Linked DNA regions of Homo sapiens: regions 2, 3, 4, 5 and 6 are each linked to region 1. A link is a contact called in ENCODE Hi-C or POLR2A ChIA-PET data. All regions are on one chromosome and are shown on one strand. The core of a region is the stretch at or near the end of the contact, and the rest is flanking DNA. Distances in the headings are between cores, read along the strand shown.

What was found. Hi-C counts contacts between places; a loop is a spot of excess contacts on that map. ChIA-PET counts read pairs that join two places held with the same protein, here RNA polymerase II (POLR2A). Pooled maps may share reads with other maps.
Region 2: a loop to region 1 is called in a pooled map, with 9 times the contacts of the local background. The contact joins the enhancer-like site here to the promoter of CASP7 in region 1. A Hi-C loop is called at or near these places in 3 of 168 maps with a recorded cell type or tissue (CD4-positive, alpha-beta T cell, CD8-positive, alpha-beta T cell and naive thymus-derived CD4-positive, alpha-beta T cell), 25 of 37 single-sample maps with no recorded cell type and 14 of 50 pooled maps. POLR2A ChIA-PET finds 5 or more read pairs at or near these places in 2 of 52 experiments (CD4-positive, alpha-beta memory T cell and activated CD8-positive, alpha-beta T cell).
Region 3: POLR2A ChIA-PET joins it to region 1 with 13 read pairs in GM10248. The contact joins the enhancer-like site here to the promoter of CASP7 in region 1. POLR2A ChIA-PET finds 5 or more read pairs at or near these places in 3 of 52 experiments (GM10248, activated CD8-positive, alpha-beta T cell and activated naive CD8-positive, alpha-beta T cell).
Region 4: a loop to region 1 is called in a map of B cell, with 4 times the contacts of the local background. The contact joins the enhancer-like site here to the promoter of CASP7 in region 1. A Hi-C loop is called at or near these places in 2 of 168 maps with a recorded cell type or tissue (B cell and endothelial cell of umbilical vein), 19 of 37 single-sample maps with no recorded cell type and 9 of 50 pooled maps. POLR2A ChIA-PET finds 5 or more read pairs at or near these places in 1 of 52 experiments (activated T-cell).
Region 5: a loop to region 1 is called in a map of endothelial cell of umbilical vein, with 5 times the contacts of the local background. The contact joins the promoter of ADRB1 here to the promoter of CASP7 in region 1. A Hi-C loop is called at or near these places in 1 of 168 maps with a recorded cell type or tissue (endothelial cell of umbilical vein), 1 of 37 single-sample maps with no recorded cell type and 5 of 50 pooled maps.
Region 6: a loop to region 1 is called in a map with no recorded cell type, with 6 times the contacts of the local background. The contact joins the enhancer-like site here to the promoter of CASP7 in region 1. A Hi-C loop is called at or near these places in 3 of 37 single-sample maps with no recorded cell type and 4 of 50 pooled maps. POLR2A ChIA-PET finds 5 or more read pairs at or near these places in 1 of 52 experiments (A673).

The regions. Positions count from the first base shown.
Region 1 is chr10:113,678,500-113,681,900 of GRCh38, reverse strand. CASP7 (caspase 7) reads right to left here and starts at 1,989. Exons shown (of 7, transcript NM_001227.5): 1 at 1,923-1,989. RefSeq lists an enhancer at 1,114-1,403.
Region 2 is chr10:113,955,697-113,959,352 of GRCh38, reverse strand. LOC124902507 (a long non-coding RNA gene) reads left to right here. Exons shown (of 2, transcript XR_007062296.1): 2 at 1,671-1,991. Among named protein-coding and RNA genes, the nearest start is that of ADRB1, 86 kb to the left of the region's middle. RefSeq lists an enhancer at 189-689. Within about 2 kb of position 2,297, at least 3 of the 41 ENCODE cell types and tissues checked have a DNase peak (open chromatin) inside an H3K27ac peak, as active enhancers do.
Region 3 is chr10:114,157,675-114,161,472 of GRCh38, reverse strand. It overlaps CCDC186 (coiled-coil domain containing 186), which reads left to right. Exons shown (of 16, transcript NM_018017.4): 3 at 3,793-3,798. Among named protein-coding and RNA genes, the nearest start is that of MIR2110, 15 kb to the left of the region's middle. Within about 2 kb of position 1,917, at least 2 of the 41 ENCODE cell types and tissues checked have a DNase peak (open chromatin) inside an H3K27ac peak, as active enhancers do.
Region 4 is chr10:114,019,991-114,023,762 of GRCh38, reverse strand. It overlaps LOC105378492 (a long non-coding RNA gene), which reads right to left. Exons shown (of 3, transcript XR_946332.1): 3 at 1,068-1,258. Among named protein-coding and RNA genes, the nearest start is that of ADRB1, 22 kb to the left of the region's middle. Within about 2 kb of position 2,407, at least 2 of the 41 ENCODE cell types and tissues checked have a DNase peak (open chromatin) inside an H3K27ac peak, as active enhancers do.
Region 5 is chr10:114,041,962-114,045,568 of GRCh38, reverse strand. It overlaps ADRB1 (adrenoceptor beta 1), which reads right to left and starts at 1,703. Exons shown (of 1, transcript NM_000684.3): 1 at 1-1,703. The coding sequence starts at 1,436. The coding sequence ends at 3. RefSeq lists silencers at 1,606-1,665, 1,736-2,015 and an enhancer at 2,286-2,335.
Region 6 is chr10:113,981,230-113,984,635 of GRCh38, reverse strand. No RefSeq gene overlaps it. Among named protein-coding and RNA genes, the nearest start is that of ADRB1, 61 kb to the left of the region's middle. RefSeq lists enhancers at 1,140-1,209, 1,310-1,389. Within about 2 kb of position 1,680, at least 11 of the 41 ENCODE cell types and tissues checked have a DNase peak (open chromatin) inside an H3K27ac peak, as active enhancers do; they include A673, where a contact is called at or near this core.

The sequences.
Region 1 (3,401 bases), core at 740-3,239:
TCTCATATCTGTCCCCTTTTTAAGGTCCAGGCTGCAAAGAGCAGTCATTTGAGGGAGATTGCTTATCCCACTGTTAAATATGTCTAACTTCTCTTTAAATAAATTAATACATGAGACACTCAAAGCACTAACAATGATAGGCACATAGTAAGTCTTGGTTAGTCACTGTAACTCTTATTCTTACTATTAGCCACCAAGATTGTCACTGTTTGCAGACTGAGACCTCATCTTAATCATTTTTTTAATCATAGAAAAATGTCAGGTACATGGCAGGCACCAAATCCATTTTTCTTTATAAATCTAACTTAAATGTATTTTCAAATCCTTCAGCCCCTTCAATAAACTGCTGTCCAAACAGCAGAACCAAGGAGACCCAAGAGGGTGGTTGAGAACCCTGAGATCTGGGGCTGAATCAGTTCTTCCACATATTAGCCATGGGACCTCAGAAAAAGTGCTCGACCTCTCTAAGCCTCAGTTTCCTCATCTGTAAAATGGGAAAACAACAGTACCTATGTCACAGGTGGTTGGGAGGATGAATGAAACAATGCATGTAAAATGCTAGGTGGCACAATCTAAATAGTCAAGAAATATTCCCATTATCACCACTGCCCACGAGACTAAGATAATATGCAACTGTCAACCTTTGCCGATATTTAAAAACCACATCCATATTTTAAAAAGATTTTGTAGAGACTGAAAAAAAGTTCCTGTAGTGATTATTTCTAAACATGTTGAACAGGAGCCCACATGTTGGGGCAACTGGTACACAGCTGGGTAAGAAGTCACTGCCCAGCTATTGTCTGAACTTTTTACTTTCATGAAGGGGGAAATGGACTGCAGCTGCTTCCCCTGAAAAGTGACATCATACAATTTGTGACTCACTTCTTGCCCAAATAAAAATCTTCCTAAAGGGCACACAGAGAAGACCTGAAAACCTCCCCCTCTTGCCTCTAGCAGCTGGGAGGGGGAAAGGGAGGCTCTGCTGGGCACTCAAGCGCTCCGCTGCGTCACCCAAGGCTCATGGCACTGCTAGACCAGGGCCTTTACTTTGCTATTGCAGAAACTTTAGCTTCTTCAGAGACGTTAAGTAACCTGTCCAAAGCCACACAGTTTACAGGTGGCAGAAGGTGGACTGTGAATCTAGGCAATGGCGGTACCAAGGGTGAAGGTCAGGCCGGCGAGACCCAAAAGGAGGAAATAGCCTGTAAGTTGAGACAACAGGGAGGGCCACGTCAACTAGCCCAGGAGCCCAGAAGTTCAAGAATAAAGATCTGGAAATGATACACCCACAATCACCCACAAGTAATTTTACTGCTCCATAAACCGCAAAGCTGTCACCTGGAGCCTAACACTCCACACGTCTAAATGTCTCCTGCCTGGTTTCCACCTCCTCAAGGTCCCTCTAAGAGCCCTGCAGCAAGGACGCTCAGCTCCAGTGTACTCAGACTTGACAGAGCCACTGCCGCGAAACGCGTACCATAATCAACTCTGTCCATCCCCGCCAACAGTCTGCGGGGATCACCGTGGTTCCCATTTAACAGAGAGAGGGTTGAGGTCCCACCGCCGGCAGGCAAGGGGTGGGGACCGGAACGCAGGCAAAGGAGCCCTCGCTGTTAGCCGCTGTGCCAGATCACGAGCCCTCCTCTCCTAAATCTCGAATAGTACGAGGTGTCCCCTAGCCCCCCGGCTAGGAGGGAAGGGAGGACAAGCTGAGCAAGGCAAGCGATGGAGAGAGCGGAACGGGCCCTCTTCCCAAAGTTTCAGCGCAGGCCGTCGGGGCCACTCAGTCCCACTCAACCAGGCTCCCCTAGACCACGCTGGGGGCGCAGGGGGGAACTAGGAAGCCGGCAGGAAGGAGGGAGGCAAGGCGCGCACGGCCGGCGGGCTGGAGAGGCGCCGGCCGAGGTGGGGGCTGCAGTTACCGTTCCCACGGCGGTAGGGCGGCTGGGACTGGCACAGTCTCTCTCCGTCGCTCCGCAGCAAGGGTCTGGGGCCCCTTTAGCGAAAGCGAAACTAAAAGTCTCGGCGCTGCGGAGGGAGGAGCCGCCCTGGGTAGGGCCGGGCGGGGCTTGCACCGCCCCTGGCTCGGGGTAGTGCGCTCCGCAGGGGTGGAAGAGCCCAAAGCGACCCGTGTCCCCGCACGCATAGTCCCTGGAGGGCGCTCTCTGCAAAGCTGGCCGCGCGCTCTGCCAAGTTGGCCCCTCGCTCTACAAAGTTGAGCCCGCGCGCGGGAGAACGCGCACAGCAAAGTTTGCAGTTTCCCGGGACAGCCGAGCCGCCGCGGGTTGTTCCGGGAAAAAAACAAATCTGCCAAACTGGCCGCGCTCCAAGTGACCCAAAGAGCGCAGATTTCGCGGCGGCGCTCAGTGATGGGGCGCTCGTGTGGTCACCTCCACTTCCCCGCCCCCAGTGTACACCTCGACCTGGGCCTTCACATCAACTCGGAGACCCCTTTCCCATAGCCAGAGGCTCTCCCCTAGCGAAACCTGGATCCCAGCTGGAACTGCTGGCGTCCCCCTGGGGGACTCCACGCCTACATTAGCATGCGTACCCCACAAGGCTGATCCGCTTCGGGCCCGCTGTGGCATCCACTGTGGTCTCCTAGACGTTGCTTTGCGGGGGGCGCCCTCCTGCGCGCGTGGGCGTAGGACGCTCCCTCAGCTTTGAAGGAAGTACCCACCCAGCAGCCCAGCTTGCTGGTGGAGATGCTGCTCCTGGATCTTTCGGGAAATATTTGTTGTGCGCCCCCGTGTGTCAGGGACTGGGTATGCGGCCGGGAGTCAGTCAAACACGGGAGAGACTGAGCACTTCCACGGATTCTAGTTCACCCCAACCCCACAGCATACGCACACACACACACACACACACACACACACACGGACACACGGATTCCAGTTCACCCTGACCCCACAAAACACACACACACACACACGGATTCCAGTTATCCAGTTCACCCTGACCAAACACACACACACACGGATTCCCGTTCACCCTGACCCCACAAAAGACATACACAGGCATTCCAGTTCACCCTGACCCCACAAAAGACATACACAGGCATTCCAGTTCACCCTGACCCCACAACACACACACACACGCATTCCAGTTTACCCTGACCCCACAACACACACACACACGGATTCAAGTTCACCCCGACCCAACACACCCACACACAAACACACAGATTCTAGTTCATGAAACCCACCACACACACGGATTCATACACACACACGCACCTAGTTCACCCTGACCCCACAACACACACACACACACACACACACACACACACACACACACGTCTTTCTTCACCCTGGCTCAGGGAAGCAACTAAACTCAATCACACTGAGGTGTAAAATATCTGAGAAGAAATTGTAGTTTTATTCATATCAGAGACACAGTAT
Region 2 (3,656 bases), core at 1,048-3,547, 280 kb before region 1:
GCATTCACCACCAGGCTGAAAAATGACCAACTGCTCAAAAGCCAGGTGGATAAATCTGCCAATTCAGTGAAATCACATCCTGTTCCATTCGGAGGGGACAGCAAACACAGATGCACACAGCGGAGTAGTAATTACATCTCAGAAGATGCTAAATATTTCAACGCCTGTCTGGTGCCGATTCTTATTGGAGGGAATTTTCTGGTGTTGGGTTTTACAGGCAGTAAAGTTGTGTACTGAGTTATTTTTCTCTACCTCTCAAAAAGCACTGTGTCCATATTTTACCATGTGTCAGGTAATATGGAAGTTGGCTTTATGCAAATCATTAGTTACCTTAAACCACAATCTCTGTACTCACACTGGAAAGCTCTTCCCTGGAGTTGTCTCTTTGCTGGGGAAAACTCTTCATCACTGGATGGTCGTTTATTTCTGTTTCTAGGAGCAACCACTTCAGATTCCTAGCGTGTGGGTGGTTTGCACGCATGAGTCATGCAGATGTTACGTTCCCCTGAAAGAACCAGCCAGATCTTTTACCAGGCAGGGACTTTGTCCCAAGCTGCTGTGACCTGGGAGGTTAGCCCTGCTACTGCAGCCAGAGGCTAACTGTTGAGGAGGCACAAAGGCCAGCCCCCTTCTCTGAAGGACGGTGTGACTGCCCTGTGGAAATGCCCCAGCGGCCCTTGGGCCTCAGGTCACAGCTCGGCTTTACCCAAGATCCATCCTTGCTTGGCCCGTCCTTCCCTAATGCTCGTGGAGGTTTTTCCTGAAGGGCGCTCCCTGGAGAAATCACATGCCCCGGAATCCCTGTCTTAGGCTCTGCTTCTAGAACCTGAACTAAGACAGGAAGTAGGCCCCTACAGCGATGGCCCTGAAGAGCCTGGATTCCATGGTCTTTTACCTGGTGTCATAAATGGTTCCCCCAAGTCAGTCCAGTTTCTCTAGTTTCCCTGAGAACTTTGCCTGTGGCAGAGGCAGATCACAGAGGCTCCACTCCAGCACAGAGCAGGGAGACAGCAGGTCACACCACTGCCAGTTGAGTGCTCTGCCAGTTGATGGCAACTTTAGTAGGATGGATTCTTCCTAGGATGCACCTATGAGGCAAAGTGTTTTGTCCCAAGGGTCACAGGCTTACAATGATGGGCAGAGAGAAACCCATTTGCTTTGTGCAGACACCTAAAGGACTACTGTGAACGGGCTCTCCCTTACCAGGCTACTGCTGTCATCTGAAGTTCCAGTTTTAGAGATTTAGTTCTTGGTGGCACACAACTATAGTTCTAGCTACTTGGGAGACTGAGGCAGGAGGATCACTTGAGCCCAGGAGTTTGAGACCAGCCTGAGCAACATAGTGAGACCCCCTTCTCTATATTTTTGTTAAAAAGAGATTTAAATCTTTATGTTGAAACACAATCTGACTTATTACTGTGTCAGCCATTAGCAGTTTCACGTGAATTAATTTGTCCCAGAGTCCAGTGTGACAGCTGGTCCAGGCAGCATTGGATGGGGGCAGGGAGGAAAGTTAGGGCCAGAATAGAAGTTTGGGTGAGACGCTCATGCCATGGACTGGGGCAATGTGAGAGGCCACAGCCAAGGTCTGCCCTTTTCCCAGTTTTGCTGATCACAGTGGTAGTGAAAAAAAGATCCATTTTTAACGATCCTCCTTTTCTATTTCGGAGTCATACACAGTGATGGACACATAGCAGGACTTAAAAATGCTTGCTCTGCAACACGAAGACAACGACTGAATGACCCCACTTCCATGAGGTATCTAGAGTAACCAAACTCATAGAAACAGAAGCTAGAAGGCGGTTGCCGGGGTCCAGGGGGAGGAAAATGGAGAACTGTTGTTCAATGGTGATGGAAACGCTTTGGAGATGGGTTGTATAACAGTGTGACTATACTTAACACAACTGAGCCGTGCACTTAAAAATGGTTGATGGAAGCCCTGAAACTCTGTACGTCTATTACGCATCATTAAAAATATTGCTCAAAAAATAGTCGATGGCAAATTTTATGTTATGTATGTTTTACCACAGTATAACATTTTTAAACAGTGCATGCTTTTCAAAGACAATTTGGGCTTTTCATAGAGCAGATCCTCGGGAACTATTTGTTGACTTACTTGCAGAGCACATTCCTTTGGCAAACTCCCAAACCTAAGAGAAAGGCTCAAAAAGAAATAAGCAAAAAAAAGCATAAAGGCCCTGAAGCCCTTCAGAAACCTGTTTCCAAATTCTTCCAGATTCCAACTTCTCCCCTACTGAGGCTGTTCCCAAACCTGTCTCCACACGCCTCCCACTCCAAACCCAACCCTGCCCTGGCCCTGCCACATTTCCAGATTCTCTGTTGCTTCCCTCCTTTCAGATTCTACTTTTATCTTCTCAGATGTTAACTCTTTCCCCATCCAAAGCACAAAAAATTAGCCAGGCATGGTGGCATGTGCTTGTAATCCCCACTACCTGGGAAGCTGAGGTGGGAGGATTGCTTGACCCCGGAAGGTTGAGGCCGCAGTGAGCCGTGATTGTGACCATGTGACTGCACTCCAGCCTGGGTAACAGTGTGAGACACTGTCTCAAAAAAAAAAAAAATTGATTTGTCGTTATCAGTCCGTTTTCACGCTGCTGATAAAGACATACCAGACTTCGGGTAATTTATAAAGAAAAAGAGGTTTAATGGACTCACGGTGCCAAGTGCCTGGGGAGGCCTCACAATCATGGCAGAAGGCAAAAGGCACATCTTAAAGGGTGGCAGGGAAGAGAGAGAACCAAGCAAAAGGGGTTTCCCCTTATAAAACCATCAGATCTCGTGAGACTTTTTTACTACCAGGAGAACAGTATGGGGGAAACCTCCCCATGATTCAATTGTCTCCCACTGGGTCCCTCCCACAACACATGGGAATTATGGGAGCCACAGTTCAAGACGAGATTTGGGTGGGGACACAGCCAAACCATATCACTTGTAGAAAAAGTAATGCTTCAAAGCCTTCAATAGGGAATTGATAAATACATTAACTAACAAAGGAATACAACCAGCTATTAGACAAATGAGAGAGATCTCTGTGTTAGCAGGGAAAGATGATAAGGAAGACAAGGCAGGATATAGAAGAGTGATCCTCCCGCTTTGACTTCTCAAAGTGCTGGGATTGCACCATGCCTGGCCCTGTGGCAGACATCGAAAGGGCTGCTGTGAAGGAACTCTCCCTTACCAGACAACAGCTGTTATCTGAAATCCTACTTTTAGAGACTTAGTTCTCGATAGCACACACCTGTAGTCCCGTCTAAGCTGGAGACAGAGGCAGAGAATGGCTTGAACCCAGGAGTTTGAGACTGCAGTGAGCTGTGATAGTGCAACACGGGGCTGTGCTGTGAGTCCCGCCTACCCCTCCCCAGAGTGTAATCCAGGAAGATTTCCAGAGGAGCCTTGAGAGCTTTGACAATGTGTTAATGCCATTGGGAGACCCTGAAGGCTGGCCTCTGTCTCCATGGACTGGGGTCTAAGTGCTGTGAAAAAAATCTGAAGGCCGGAGAGGACTAAGTGTTTTGGAGGTGCTAGGGAGCTGCTGGACTGGGGATTCCCTGCTCCCCACATCTGCGGGAGCAGGAAGGCAGCTGTAGGGCTACTATGGTCTGAATATTTGTGTGCCTCCAAATTCATGTTGAAAC
Region 3 (3,798 bases), core at 668-3,167, 480 kb before region 1:
TACCATTTTCATACCTCCCTTATAAATTATAAGATGTTATACATTTAATAATAATAGCAGTAAACATGTATATGCTGATAATTAGGTGCCTGGTATATTACATTTATTAGTTCATGGATTCTTCACAAGAACTCTCTGTGACATGTGCTGTTATCCCCATTGTACAGATGAGTTACCTGAAGCGCAGAGAGAGAAAAAGTAACTTGCTCAAGGCCACATGCTAACAAATGCAAAGTTAAAATCTGAGCTTTGTGAGTGGAGCTTTAGAGCTTTTTCAAATACGGTTATTAGAAATGAACCAGTTACAAGGTGTTAAATTTACCTAAAAATATGAGGAATAGGGTAGAAAATTGGTTTCTCTTTTTTGCTTCATCCTGTCAGAACAGTGACAGCACGGGTGAGTGGAATAATCATAATTCTGATGTCTGGTATTTGGAAGATACCCATTGGCATTTGCCAGCTCTGTTGTCTTGGCCAAGTCAACCTCTTTGAGTGAAAGATTTTTCACCTTAGAGTGACAATACTTACCTGATGGAACTGTTTGTGGACATTAGGACATTACACAAATGTCAGATGTTATTTTAAATCAAGGTTAATTTTTGGTTATACACATGATGTTTTTAATTCCAAATAAAATACTTTGTGAGTCAGGTTAACTCTAAAACAACTAAATTTTTTTCTTAACTTTTTTCTTCATCTAATTTTCTATGAAGAAAACTTCCTTTTACTTTCTTTGAAATTTTAATGAATGCATCTATTTCCAAATCTTTGTTTATACATTCCCTCATTTTTCCCCCAGCTTTATTGAAATATAACTGATAAAATTGTATATATTTAAAGAGGTACAATGTGATGATTTGATATACATCGTGAAATGATTACCACAATCAAGTTAGTTACCACATCGGTCACATCACAGTTACCTTTGTGTGTGTGTGGTGAGAACATTTAAGATCTACTGTCTAAACAAATTTCAAGTGTACAATATGATATTATTAACTGTTATCACCATGGAGTATATTAGATCCCCAGAACTTACTCATTTTATAACTGAAAAGTCTGTAGGCTTTGGCCAATATCTCCCCTTTTCCCTCACCCCCTGTGCCCTGGCAAGCACCATTCTTCTCTTTATTTCTGTTCTTTGATTTTTGAACACATCAATATTACTGTCTAAGGTTCCAACCAAATTTTTTTTTTTTTTTTGAGGTGGAGTTGTGCTGTGTCACACAGGCTGGAGTGCAGTGGCGCGACCTCAGCTCACTGCAACCTCTGCCTCCTGGATTCAAGCAATTCTCCTACTTCAGGCTCCCAAGTAGCTGGGACTACAGGTGCCTACCACTACACCCGGCTAATTTTTGTATTTTTAGTAGAGACAGGGTTTTGCCATGTTGGCCAGGCTGGTCTTGAACTCCTGACCTCAAGTGATCTACCTGCCTCAGCCTCCCAAAGTTCTGGGATTACAGGCGTGAGCCACTGCGCCTGGCCCAAAAATTCTTTATTTTATTTTTTTGAGATAGGGTCTTGCTCTCTTGCCCAAGCTGGAGTGTAGTGGGTGTGATCTCAGCTCACTGCAGCGTCAACCTCCTGTGCTCAAGTTGTCCTCCCACCTCAGCATCCCAAGTAGCTTGGACAACAGGTGCGCACCACTAGGCTCAGCTAATACTTTTGTGGTTTTTTTGTTTTAGAGATGGGGTTTCACGATGTTGCCCAGGCTAGTCTGGAACTCCAGAACTCAGGCTATCCACCCACACTGGCCTCCCAAAGTGCCAGGATTACAGGCATGCACCACTGTGCCTAGCCTAAAATTCTTTTTTTTTTTTTTTTTTTTTTTTGAGACGGAGTCTCGCTCTGTCACTGAGCTAGAGTGCAGTGGCGGATCTTGGCTCACTGCCACCTCCGCTTCCCAGGTTCAAGCGATTTTCCTGCCTCAGCCTCCTGAGTAGCTGGGACTACAGGCACGCCCTACCACACCCAGCTAATTTTTGTATTTTTAGTAGAGACGGGGTTTCACCATGTTTGCCAGGGTGGTCTCGGTCTCTTGACCTCATGATCCACCCGCCTCCACCTCCCAAAGTGCTGGGACCAAAATTCTTAATTAAGAACAGTTGTCTGTATATAGAATATGCATTTGGCACATAAGTAACAAATTGAGTGTTTACTGCTTTTCACTTCCCCCTCCCTTTGTTGTTCACTTGTGAACTATAGGCAGGACTCTTGTGTCTCAAGTAGTTTTCTGTAGCAATTGAGTATGCCTCACATAAATGATCTAAGTTAAACCACTGTGTCATAAAAGGCTTGAATAAACATGCATATATTTGCCTTTTTTCCAAACATTTGTATGATTGTTTCCTCACTGATTCCTAGGCTCAGCTGTCACCTTCTCAGAGAGGCCTATCTAGACTACTTATCTAAAATAGCAGCTCAAGTCACTCTCTGGCTTTTCGCTCTCCTTTATTTTTCTTAATAGGATTTAATCACCAGCTGACATTTTATTATATATCTAGGGTCCATTTTTATTTTATCCCCTAGAATGTAAGTTCCACGAGGGCAGGGACTATTTGCTGACATATTTCCCACATAAAATAGATGCTGAGTAAGTACTGGTTGAGTTAATGAGTGATCTTCAAAGTAGAAGGTGGAAAGGCCTGGGGCTTTGGAAGTATACCTGGATCCAAAACAAAATTGAAAGTTCAACTGCTTACTAGCTGTGTGACCTGGAACAAGTCTTAGGCTTCAGTTTTGTTTTGCTGTTAATATTTTTATTTTATTTTTAGAGACAAAGGTCTTATTCTGTTGCCCAGGCAGGAGTGCAGTGGAGCTCACTGCAGCCTGGAACTCCTGGGATCAAGTGCTTTTCCTGGGACTCCTGGCATGAGCCATCATGCCTAACTAGTTTTTTTTTTTTTTAATTCGTAAAACAGAAGTGATGGTAATGATAATAATTTCATAGACTTATTTTGAATACTAAATGAAATAATACACTTTTTTAAATTAAAAAAGCTAAATTTAGCCAATAGCAAGTGTGCAATAAATGTTAGGTTACAGCTATTGCTAATTAGTCCTAGAGTACTTGCTGTTAGCTTTCTTAGGCATCTTACATTTCTAAGCACTTTGCAGGCAGTTTTTGAGACTTTATTTCTGTTTTTCTAGGGGAATTCAAGATGATATTTCTGCTTAGATTTTATTTTGCTGTTTTACATTGACTGTACATTATAACTATTAGACTATCATTAAAATATTTTTAAAATCTGAAGCAAGACTTTTCAACTTTAGCAGTATCGCCACTTGGGGCCAGATTCTTTGTTGTTGTTGGAGTTGTCTTGTGCATTGTAGGATGTTTAGCAGCATCCCTGGCCTCCATCCACTAGATGCCAGTAGCAGCCCCTACCCTTGTTAGGACAACCAAAAATGTCTTCAGACAAATGCCTGGAAGGGCAAAATTGCCCGTGGCTGAGAACCACTTATTTGAAGAGTGCCAGTGCTGACAGGATTGGTGCATAATTGAGATACCTGAAGGTATAAATCTGGAAGGGTGTGCTTTTCATTCATATGATTCTATTTTGATTTGAAATATTCATATTTCTAGGGAAAAGTTAATAGCCTAATGGGCCAGAGAATCTTTTGCAAAGTATTATGTTTCACTATAAAATGATTATTTAGGAATGTTAATTTATTAACATAATGAATAATTATAGATATCTGTACCCTGATCTGTAAAGAAATTATATTCCACATATTATTTTATCTCCATTTTAAATTATGTTTTACATACACTGCCCTTTTTATATTTAGGTTAAT
Region 4 (3,772 bases), core at 1,158-3,657, 340 kb before region 1:
AATAGTATTTATTATCATAAAAATTTGTGTTATAAGTGCTATATCTCTAAGAGACATCTTTCCATCAGTGATTGCATATCACATTATATAATATGCCACAAAACCATACAGCTACCAGTAGTCAGCTCGATAAAAGCCAACATTTATCATCCACATTGTCACCAAAAAATTTATGTGAGGCGCTCACCATGTAGAATTACAACTTGCTCACTTGTTTGCGAGTTCTGTAAGCAGTGGGAAATTAAAAGTATGTGTGTGTACGTCAGTGTAAATCTGTTAGAAAAATGCACCATAAAGAATGACATCATTTGGTTTGAAGGCTAAGAAGATTTGGTCAGCAGACGCATGCGGTAGCTCAAGGGAGATACTGGGACTCTAGCCAATAACTTCTGACCTACAGACAAGAGAAGAAACTCTGGGAACTGAAAGGTCTCTTATCACATTTTAATTCAAAAAATAAAATCTTGCACTCCAGAGCCAGAATCTATAAATGGAATAAGATATCAGGAAGAGTGGTGTTCAGTGACAAATAGTGCATTTGGCAAAGAGCATTCCACATGTGGCATCAGAGAAGCAAGGAACTCTTTCCACAAGTATTTCTCCAAGCTTACCATCGAAACAGATGGACGGCAGGAATTTAATGCTGTGCATTGATAGGACAATCTCAATGCCAGGGAACTTTGACACACAGGAGCTTAAAAATGGGGAGATCTATTGACTGATTGGTCCATCCATCCATCCATCCATCCACCCACCCATCCATTCATTTCTATTCATCCATTCAACCAACATTAATTGAATGCACACTCTTTGCCAGGCCTTGGCTGAGAGGCCAAAGCTACAAAGAAGAAAAGGCTCAATTCTATTTCTCAAGGATCTTACAAAGAACTGGATAGGCAGGCACAGTCAAAAAAAGATGCTCAAAATTTGGTGAGTTACACATGGGCTGGATATACAGCAGACTTTAAGTAAATACTATGTGAAAACAATAACAATAAAACACAGATCTGTGGCAAGAGATGCCATTTCCAGCTCTCTCTTGATGATTTTATTTGAGGGTAAAGGACTTTTAGCAGTTTGGGGGGAAAAAGCTGCACGAAGTAGGTGACTCTTGTCTCTTTTTCCAGCCCACGTTCATCATCTCCGGAGAAAACAACTCCTGTGGCTTGAAGCCTTTAATGGAGCCAGTTCTCCCCCACAGGCTGTCTTCACTTCCAGGGAGGGAGGGTTATTTACTGCATGCTTCATCATTGACGATCTGCATGGAGAGAACACAGGAATCACATTCACTTTGAGCCGCTGAGTGGCCTGGACGGGAGCCATCTGTGTGCACTCTTCCTTTATCTCGTGTGTGTGTCGGGGGTAGCCAGGAGTGCATTTTAGAAAGAAATACTTGGAAAAGTTAATGAAACAGCACAAAATGTAATTCCCAGTTCAATATCGAGTTGCCATTTGTTGTTCATTTTAGTTTGTATTTTGTGCGTTTTGCCAAGGACTCACATAAGCTTTGCTTTTTTTGAATTAGGATTATAAATCACGTGGAAACTCTGGTGACATTTAAAAAAAATTGAACGCAGCACCTGTCTGTTTTAAACATTAGCAATGCTGAAATTGGTTTTCATATAACTGTGAGCTATAATAACTTTCACCTACTTGGAATTGGTTTGTAATTTTGACATGAACTGATGAGAGCCAAAATATTGTTAAGCTTCCCCCTGCCTTCCAGACCCAGTTTGGATTTGAGGGATTCTGGAGATTTGTGATTTGAAAGTAATCATTGTAAAACACATCATCATTAATCAAATTACTGAGACCACAGTGTACAGGGTGTTCCATTCCCAGCTTTCGGGAATCATCCCATCAATTCTAATCTGGCCATTGTCACTAGGGTAGACAAAGAATCAATCAAATCAACAAGTATTTATCCAGAGCTTAGTACGCACTTAGCACAGTTCCAGGGTACTATTTGGAAGGAGGGTAGGAGAGGGTAGAAGATGTGTAAGACACATTCCTTCATTATCTGAACAAGCAAGGAGGAAAATGGCAATTGTTTCTTCAAAATGCTGCCTGCCTTGATCATTAGCTTTGAATAGCTGTATGATTTCAAGTTGCAAGGTTAGAAATGTAACTGCTTTGTACTTTCAAAGTGAAATGAGTTATTTGGTGAGAAAAATCCCTCACATTTATTGTACTGGTCTGGTGTTTTCTTTTGACAATTGCTGCTGATTTTGGCAGCATAGGAAAGACCCTACATCCTGTCTGCTGAGGAGCACAACAGTATAGAAAGGGCTTCAAAGGAATTATTTCCCCCCTGGCATCCCCATTGCTGAGTGAGTGGGCAAATGACCAGCAAGGCCCTGCTTGCCAGTTGGTATTGTGCCTCCTCATAAGGAAGCTGACCAGCAGGCAGATAGACAGACATTGATGTTCTGCCCGCGTTCCTGGAAAAGGGGGAAGCGGCCAGGTTACATAATGGTCTGACTTTTTAGAGAAGTCCAGTTTTCCAAAAAATAAATCCACAACTGTGAAGTAGAAGGGAAACTTTCTCCTGTACTGCCAGAAGGCATTTCAAAGCATCTGTAATTATTTTTAACAGTTTCATTGAGGTATAATCTACATAGCAGAAAATTCATGCACTGTAAGTGCACAGTTAAATAAGTTTCAGAAAATGTGTCCATTTGTACAACCATACAACCATCACTACAATTCAGTTTTAGAAAACTTCCAATACCTCAAAACATTCCCTCCTTTGGAGTATTCATCCGTTCTCATGCTGCTGATAAAGACACACCCGAGACTGGGTAATTTATAAAGAAAAAGAGATTTAATGGACTCACAGTTCCACATGGCTGGGGAGGCCTCACAATCGTGGCGGGAGGCAAAAGACACCTTACATGGCAGCAGGCAAGAAACAGAATGAGAATCAAGCAAAAGGGAAAACCCTTTACAAAACCATTAGATCTCCTGAGACTTATTCACTACCACAAGAACAGTATGGGGGAAACTTCCACCATGATTCAATTATCTCCCACTGGATCCCTCCTACAACACATGGGAATTATGGAAGTTACAATTCAAGATGAGATTTGAGTGGGGACACAGCCAAACCACATCACTTGGCTTGTTTGCAGTCAATCCCCACTCTCACTCGCCGGCCCAAGCAACCATTGATCCGCCTTTTGTTTATAAAGCTCTTATGAATGGGATCATACAATATGCTGTCTTTTGTGTTTGGCTTCTTTCACTTAGGATAATGTTTTCAAAGTTCATCCATGTTGTTTCATGTATCAATACTTCATCGCTTTTTATCACTGAGTAGTTCCATTGCATGGATGGACCACTTTGTTAATCCATTTCTCAGTGGATGGATGTTTAGCTTGTTTCCTTTTTTTACCAACACGTCCACTGTCACTGATAATTTTAAGTAAGACATGACACTAACATTAAAATGGAAAATTATCTACTTCCAATCTTGTTATGCATGTCACTACACTAGTTCTGAAAGACTGTTATATTAGTTTCATGCAATATAAACTACATTGGGAAGTAGGAAATTATCAAGTGGATATTTTGTCCAATCAAAACTTCAGTTATGCAAGATGAACAGGACCTTAGAGCCTTGAAATGAGCAAGCTTTCCCCAAAAGTAAAAGAAATTTTCCCAAAGACAGTCTTACTTTTTTCTACCTTACCATATCTGCTTTCTCACTCTTGAAATACTTCATGTACTTTATCCATTTGTGCATTCATTAATTCATTCATTCCTGTTTATT
Region 5 (3,607 bases), core at 454-2,953, 360 kb before region 1:
CCCTACACCTTGGATTCCGAGGCGAAGCCGGGGCGGCACGGCTCGTCCAGGCTCGAGTCGCTGTCCGCCGCCGCCCCGCCGTTGCAGCCGGCCCAGGGCTCCAGCAGGCGCGCGGGCGGCGTGGCCCCGACGACATCGTCGTCGTCGTCGTCCGAGGCGGCCCCGGGCGATGGCGGGGGTCCGGGCCGGGCCAGACAGCCCGAGGCGCGCGGCCGGTCTCCGTGGGTCGCGTGGCGCCGGCGGGCAGCCCTGCGCGCGCAGCAGAGCAGTCCCTGGAAGGCCTTGCGGAAGTCGGGGCTGCGGCAGTAGATGATGGGGTTGAAGGCCGAGTTGGCGTAGCCCAGCCAGTTGAAGAAGACGAAGAGGCGGTCGGGCACCAGCTCGCGGTGGAAGGCCTTCACCACGTTGGCCAGGAAGAAGGGCAGCCAGCAGAGCGTGAAGACGCCCATGATGATGCCCAGCGTCTTGAGCGCCTTCTGCTCGCGCAGGGCCACGAGGCGCGAGGGCCGCCGCTTACCCGCACGCCCGTTGGCCAGCGGGGCGGTGGCGGCGGCGGCGGCGGGGCGCGGGGGTCCGGGCGGCGGCGCGGGCGCGGGGACGGGCGAGGGCGAGGGCGAGGGCGGCCGCGCTGGGCCGCCGAGGAAACGGCGCTCGCAGCTGTCGATCTTCTTCACCTGCTTCTGGGCCTCGCGGAACACCCGCAGGTACACGAAGGCCATGATGCACAGGGGCACGTAGAAGGAGACTACGGACGAGGCGATGGCGTAGGCCCGGTTGGTGACGAAGTCGCAGCACTTGGGGTCGTTGTAGCAGCGGCGCGCCTCGTCGCTCTCCGCCCGCCACCAGTGCATGAGGATGGGCAGGAAGGACACCAGGGCCGAGATGGCCCACACGGTGCACACGAGGCCCCGCGCCCGCGCGCGCGTCAGCAGGCTCTGGTAGCGGAAGGGCGAGGTGATGGCGAGGTAGCGGTCCAGGGCAATGACACACAGGGTCTCGATGCTGGCCGTCACGCACAGCACGTCCACTGAGGTCCACAGCTCGCAGAAGAAGGAGCCGTACTCCCAGCGGCCCCACACCACGATGGTGGCCCCGAACGGCACCACCAGCAGCCCCATGACCAGGTCGGCGCTGGCCAGGGACATGATGAAGAGGTTGGTGAGCGTCTGCAGCCGCGGCGTCTTGGCGATGGCCACGATCACCAGCACATTGCCCGCCACGATGAGCAGCACGATGAGCGCCATCAGCAGACCCATGCCCGCTGTCCACTGCTGAGACAGCGGCTCGGGGCTTTCGCTGGCGGGAGGCAGCAACGAGGCGGGCGGCGACGCGGGCACCAGCAGCCGCGCCGCGGTGGCCGCGCCGTCGGGGAGCGGTGCGGCCGACGACAGGTTACCGGGCTCGGAGGCGCCCAGGACGAGCACCCCCGCGCCCATGCCGAGCTGCGGAGGCCGGGGGCGGGGGGTGTGGCAGGGCTGGGCCGTGGTTGGGGAACACCCCAGAAGCCCGGGCGGCGTGGTGCGCAGAGGGAGGTCGCGGCCGGGTCAGGGCAGCCGCGGCGCGGGGCCGGAGGCATGGGCGCCGGGCGCCTTTCCCGCAGGAGCCGAGCGCTGTCGCTGCCGCTGCCGCCGCCGCCGCCGCCGCCGCTGCTGCTGGAGCCGCTGCCGCTGCTGGAAGAGCCGCCGGGACTTCAGCATGTTTCTGAGCGCGCCGGGCCCGCAGCTCCGGCACCCAGCACCCACCCCACCCCGCTCCCACTCCCCAAGCCAACCCCCGGGGCCTCGCGTCAGGCTCCTGCAGCCAATCCGGGCAAAGGCACGCCCCCGTCTGGTCTGCACCCCCACCTCCAACTCCCCGCACCCCCCTCCCGTTGGCAATTGAGCGGCTCCTGAGAGTCCCGAGCTGATCGCGTAGCTAGTGCCTCCCGTGCGCCCGCGGGTTCCTGCGGACGCACCCCTTCCTGCGCCCGCTGGTTCCTGGTCCCTGTTCCCCCGCGCCCCCTTCCGCGCCTGGCTCCCCCCGGGGCCCCGTCCCCTCCCTCAGCCCCCACTCGCTCCCGCACCCACTCCTGCGCCCCGTTTGCCTCCCGCACCCGCTCCTGCGCCCCGTTTGCCTCCCGCACCCGCTCCTGCGCCCCGTTTGCCTCCAGCACTCGGCTCCCTCCTGCGCCCCCGCTCCCCCCGCATCCCCTCGACCTGCAGTTCCGGGGTTCTCTGCGGAACAGAGCGCTAGCTCCCTTGAGCGGGGAGGGGACCTTGGTGTTCAGGAAGCGCCAGAGCGCCTGGGACAGCTTGTCCGCCAGGCTTGGAGGAGTTTGCCCTGCGAGCTTGGTTGTGATGTGGGGCAGCCTAGCAGGGTGTGTGTAAAACCCTTCCCCCGTCAAGACGGGACCCAGCCAGCATGCGTCGTGACAGCTTGGGGGATTGGAGGTGGGTGTTAGTGGTTAGAAGAAACTTCCCAGCAGAGCGGGTTGCTGGAGCCAAGCGCGCATCTGTCAAGAATGCTCTCTGGGCGCTGTTCTTGCAAGGATCCTCTGTTGAACCTCGAGTGCAGTAGATGTGGAAAGGAAGCGAAGGTTTGTGCATCTAACAGCTAACGCTGAGGGCCCTTTGGAATCGTACACACTCCTCAGTCCTAGCTAATGAACGTGTGAGCATGATGCAAAAATGTATGCTCATGATATGAAAGGAGAGGCTTAGGGAGACAGAAACGTTGAGATACAGAGTAAACGATACCACCGCGAGGGGGAAAAAACGCGTTTAATTACATTTTAGACTTTTCAATGATAACACCTGTATTTTGTGTTTTATTACTCATGTGATTTTATAATTTGAGCTGGGTCAATACAAACAAAAAGGTACTGTCAGTTTATGCTGACGTAATGAACTGCGATTTCAGATTCCTTGGTCTGCGTGCTTGTTTTCTCCTTTGCCCAAGTTCCCAGATTCTCAAAACTCTGAGATTAGTTTTGAAGGGATGAGACAAGAAAACATATAAATACTCCAGAGGATTAAAATCCAAAAGCATTTAAAGTTGTATCTGTGGTTTTTTTTTTTTTTTTTTTTGAGTTGGCAAATGAATTGCTTTGAAATTAGTGAGTTGTTAACCTGGCAAAAAGGATTATACTGGGGGTGAGGGGACAAGAAAGCCATGAATATGCAATATGGCAGGACTGCAAGCCCCTTCTCTAATTTGGCTCCTGTAGTGTCCTCAGCTCAGGCCTGAAATAAAAAAAAAAATAAAAAAATTAAAAAAATCTCTAATTGAGTCCTTGAGGAGTAAACAGCTTCTAATTGTTTATGTAAGGGTGCATGAAAATGTTATATAATGCTCACAGGTCCTTCTAGCATTGGAATAAGAACAGCGCCCGTAACGAACATCATGTTCGTTGATGGTCATCAATATGACCAAGCTCATATCCTTACCTTGCAAGGAGAGACCGACTTCCACAGCTGTCCAGGTCAAAAGCAAAAAGTAATGTTTTTCAAGTTTATATAAAATCAAGCAGTTTTAACCACTTTCTCTTACATAAATGCAAACATATGAATTTGCTTTAGGCCCAAACCTCAGCATCAGTATGTTAAAACTGGGGAGTGATTTGTTTATT
Region 6 (3,406 bases), core at 431-2,930, 300 kb before region 1:
GGTCAGTCATTGGTTAAGGGTCAACCTGGGCAAGGTGAGCTTCCAGGCGCCCACCCCCACCAGCTGTCTATGAGCATGGGCAAAGTGGCTCGGGTCACCCAGGAGAGTTTTCCTCAAGAAACCAGGTGTTGGGCACACGAGGGAGATTGGTGGTATCTGGGTGTGGCACCATCAATGTCTGCTGCATCGTAAGTTTGACCTGGACAAAATCTTCATGTCTGCGGCTATTCCATTTATCTGCCTTCTAGAGCTCCCCACCGTGAGATCTGGGTTGGGATAGGTAGTGGGAATTTGCTGATTTTGGTTGCCCAATTTCAATTCCCCATTTTAATCATTGTAATTTAATTATTAAAGCAATTTAGCAATATTAAAGTAATAGTAATTTCAGGAAACTCTTCTCTTTCTTGGTCTGTATCTGTTGGCAGAGATGATCAACACAGACCCCGGAGACGGGTGTATATGTCAAATTCTAGGCAATCAGCACATTCCTCTCTCTCTGGCCCAGTGACTGGTTCAGGGATGGTGCCTTGGCCAGCAGTCAGATACAAGGAATTACTCTGGCAGTTTTTAATCAGAAAGGTATTCAACACAAAGCAACAGGTGCTCATGAAATCACTGGAAGGACTGAAGGAGCAGGCTCTGGCTGGGTTTCCTGAAAGATGCCCATTGCCCACCAGTGATCAAACAAGAAGGCAGAGAGTGAGGAGGCCCCCACTAGAACCCCTGTATTCAAGAATACATCCAGTTGCTACAGGCTAGGGTTCTGAAGCTTTTCAACATCTGAGAAGCTAGAGACTGGACACTGAAACAACCGTCCTGGGCCAGGAGCCACAGCAAGAAAAGAGTGCCTCTCTCACGGCTGTCTTTCAAATCTCACCCTACCACATCCTGTGGCTGGGACCTGATGTGCTTGCAGAACCCCAGCTTAGAGGGAGGCTGTGGATGTATATTTCAGTTTTCCAGCCTTTGCAGTATACGGAAGCCCCAGAAGGAGGTCAGAGTGGGCTCTGTGGGCCAGCTCACCATGTCCCCTACCCTAGATGGGCACATAGCCCAACTCAAGCTACAGGGGTCAGGGCAGGACTTTGGTCTGGCTAACGAGGGGAAGGGAAGCCCTCTTTGTTTCCTGCTGGATGTGAACATGAGAGGAAGTAGGTTTGGAGCTGCTGGAAGCCATCTTGACATCATATAAGGTCTAAGAATGAGACTAGTACGTAGCAGAGGACAGAACCAGTTTGAGAGACCTACAGAGGCAAAGAGAGGGGAGGTGACTTATTTCAGATCATCTAACGGTGTGGGCGGAGGTGGATCTAGAACACCAATTGCCTGACTCCCAGGCTATGCCTTTCCCCACCATGCAGCCCCTGCCTCTGCTTAGAACCTGTGGTCGCTTTGCTCTGGTCAGCAGCACTCCTAGCAGCCACGGAAGGGTTTCAGAATCCCTCTTTATTAAATAAAGTAGCTGACTGATCTGACCCCTCCCAGCAAGTGGAGCTGCCTGTAGATGGGGCCTTAGCAGAAAAGCGCTCAGAACACATTTTTGCAGCAGACCTGGTGGAGCTAGGGTGTGTATGAATAACTTATAGCTGGAGCCTGCCCCGAGGAGCTCAGCACTAGCTTTGAAAACACCCTAGGGGTTCTCTCCGAGTGGCACAGTGAAATGTGGCCACACCGGTTCAGGCTATTTTAAGCTTCAGAAACCAAGAGAGGTGAGGGGGGGTGAACCAGTGGGCTCTGAGGGCAGTTGAGTTCCAGGCAGCTTTCTCTGTGCCTCCAAGGTCATCTTGGGCCCTTCCCCTGTCACTGGGACCTTGCCTTCCTCTTCTCTCTTCCTTCTGAAAGGATGGGAAGGAAGGGCCCTTCTGACTTCAGGGGGCTGAGCCAAGAAGGAGCCAGAGTGGGAGGGGCTGGAGCACCTGGTCCTGTGGACTCAGTTCAGGCAGTGAAAAGGCAAAAGCATTGCCAGCCAGATCCTGAGCAATATCTTCACACTTATTTATTATATTTATCTTATTGAATCCCCTTAATAATTCTTTGAGGTAGGTAAAACCATTCTCTCCATCTGTCACAGGAAAAAATAGAGGTGCAGAGAAAGTAAGTAGCCTGCCCAAGGTCATACAGCACAGCTGGGGTTTCAAACCAGGTGGGTCCAAACTCCTAACTACTATGCTGTGTGGCCTCAAAACCCAACAATAATCAGAGCTAACTTCACTACATATACACTACTTCCTATTCCTCCCAACTGCTCTAGAAGTTCCATGGCATAAGCCCCAATCTTCAGATTAGGAAACTGAAGCTCAAAGAGCTTAGAAAGTCTGCCCAAGGACATACAAGTGAAACACAGCCGCAGTTCCAGGACTTGAACCCACTTCTCTCGCCATGGCCTGGGTTCTTACTGTTGTATTGTGAACAGATTTTTAGTGTTCTGAAACAATTTCACATCTTTTCATAGGACACCAACTTCAATCCCCTCTTCATTTTACACTGCAGAAACTAAGGTTCTAAAAGTTTAGATGGCTTGTCCAAGGTCACACAACTAATGGCTAGATGGGCTAGAACCCAGACTATGGACTTTTCAGCAGTGTGTTAACAAACTTTTCTTTCCCATGGATTTACATTAGAATTTCAGGGATATTTTATCTTCCTTTCTAGCTAATCTTCATTTCACAGTGGCTTCCACGACTTTGGCTTTGGGTTTCTCTGTATGTTTGCCTTATCCTCTGTCAAATAGTTAATGATCTGTAATGCACAAAGAGGAGACTGAGGTAGGGTACCTGTAATTGCAGCAGATATTTCTATTAGGAATATCCTCCTTTTCAAAACCTGGACCTTCCTGTAATACAGTGTTGACACCAGAATCCTTTGCCACTGAACCACACTGTAATACATAGGCCCCACCATTGTGTCACTCATAATCCTTTGCCACTGAACTACACTGTAATACGTAGGCCCCACCATTGTGTCACCCATAATCCTTTGCTACTAAACTACACTGTAATATTATACAGGCCACACCATTGTGTCACCCATAATCCTTTGCCACTGAACTACATTGTAATACACTGGCCCCACCATTATGCCACTCATAATCCTTTGCCACTGAACCACACTGTAATATGTAGGCCCCACCATTATGTCACCCATAATCCTTTGCCAATGAAGTCCTAAGCACAGCTGCACTAAGACACAACAAATTCTGGTAGGTACTGCTTTATACTTTCCTTGTAGACACTTGTTTGGGGCCTGGAAAGGGTAAAGCAGTGAGAGAGACAAAAAGCCAAAAGGGGGAACCAATAGACACTCGATGTGACTTGCTTTTTCTTGAGTACTTTAGATGATACCATTTTAAATATGGTCACAAGGATGGCCAGAAGTCACATTTTCATTCCTTGATTTACCCTCATCC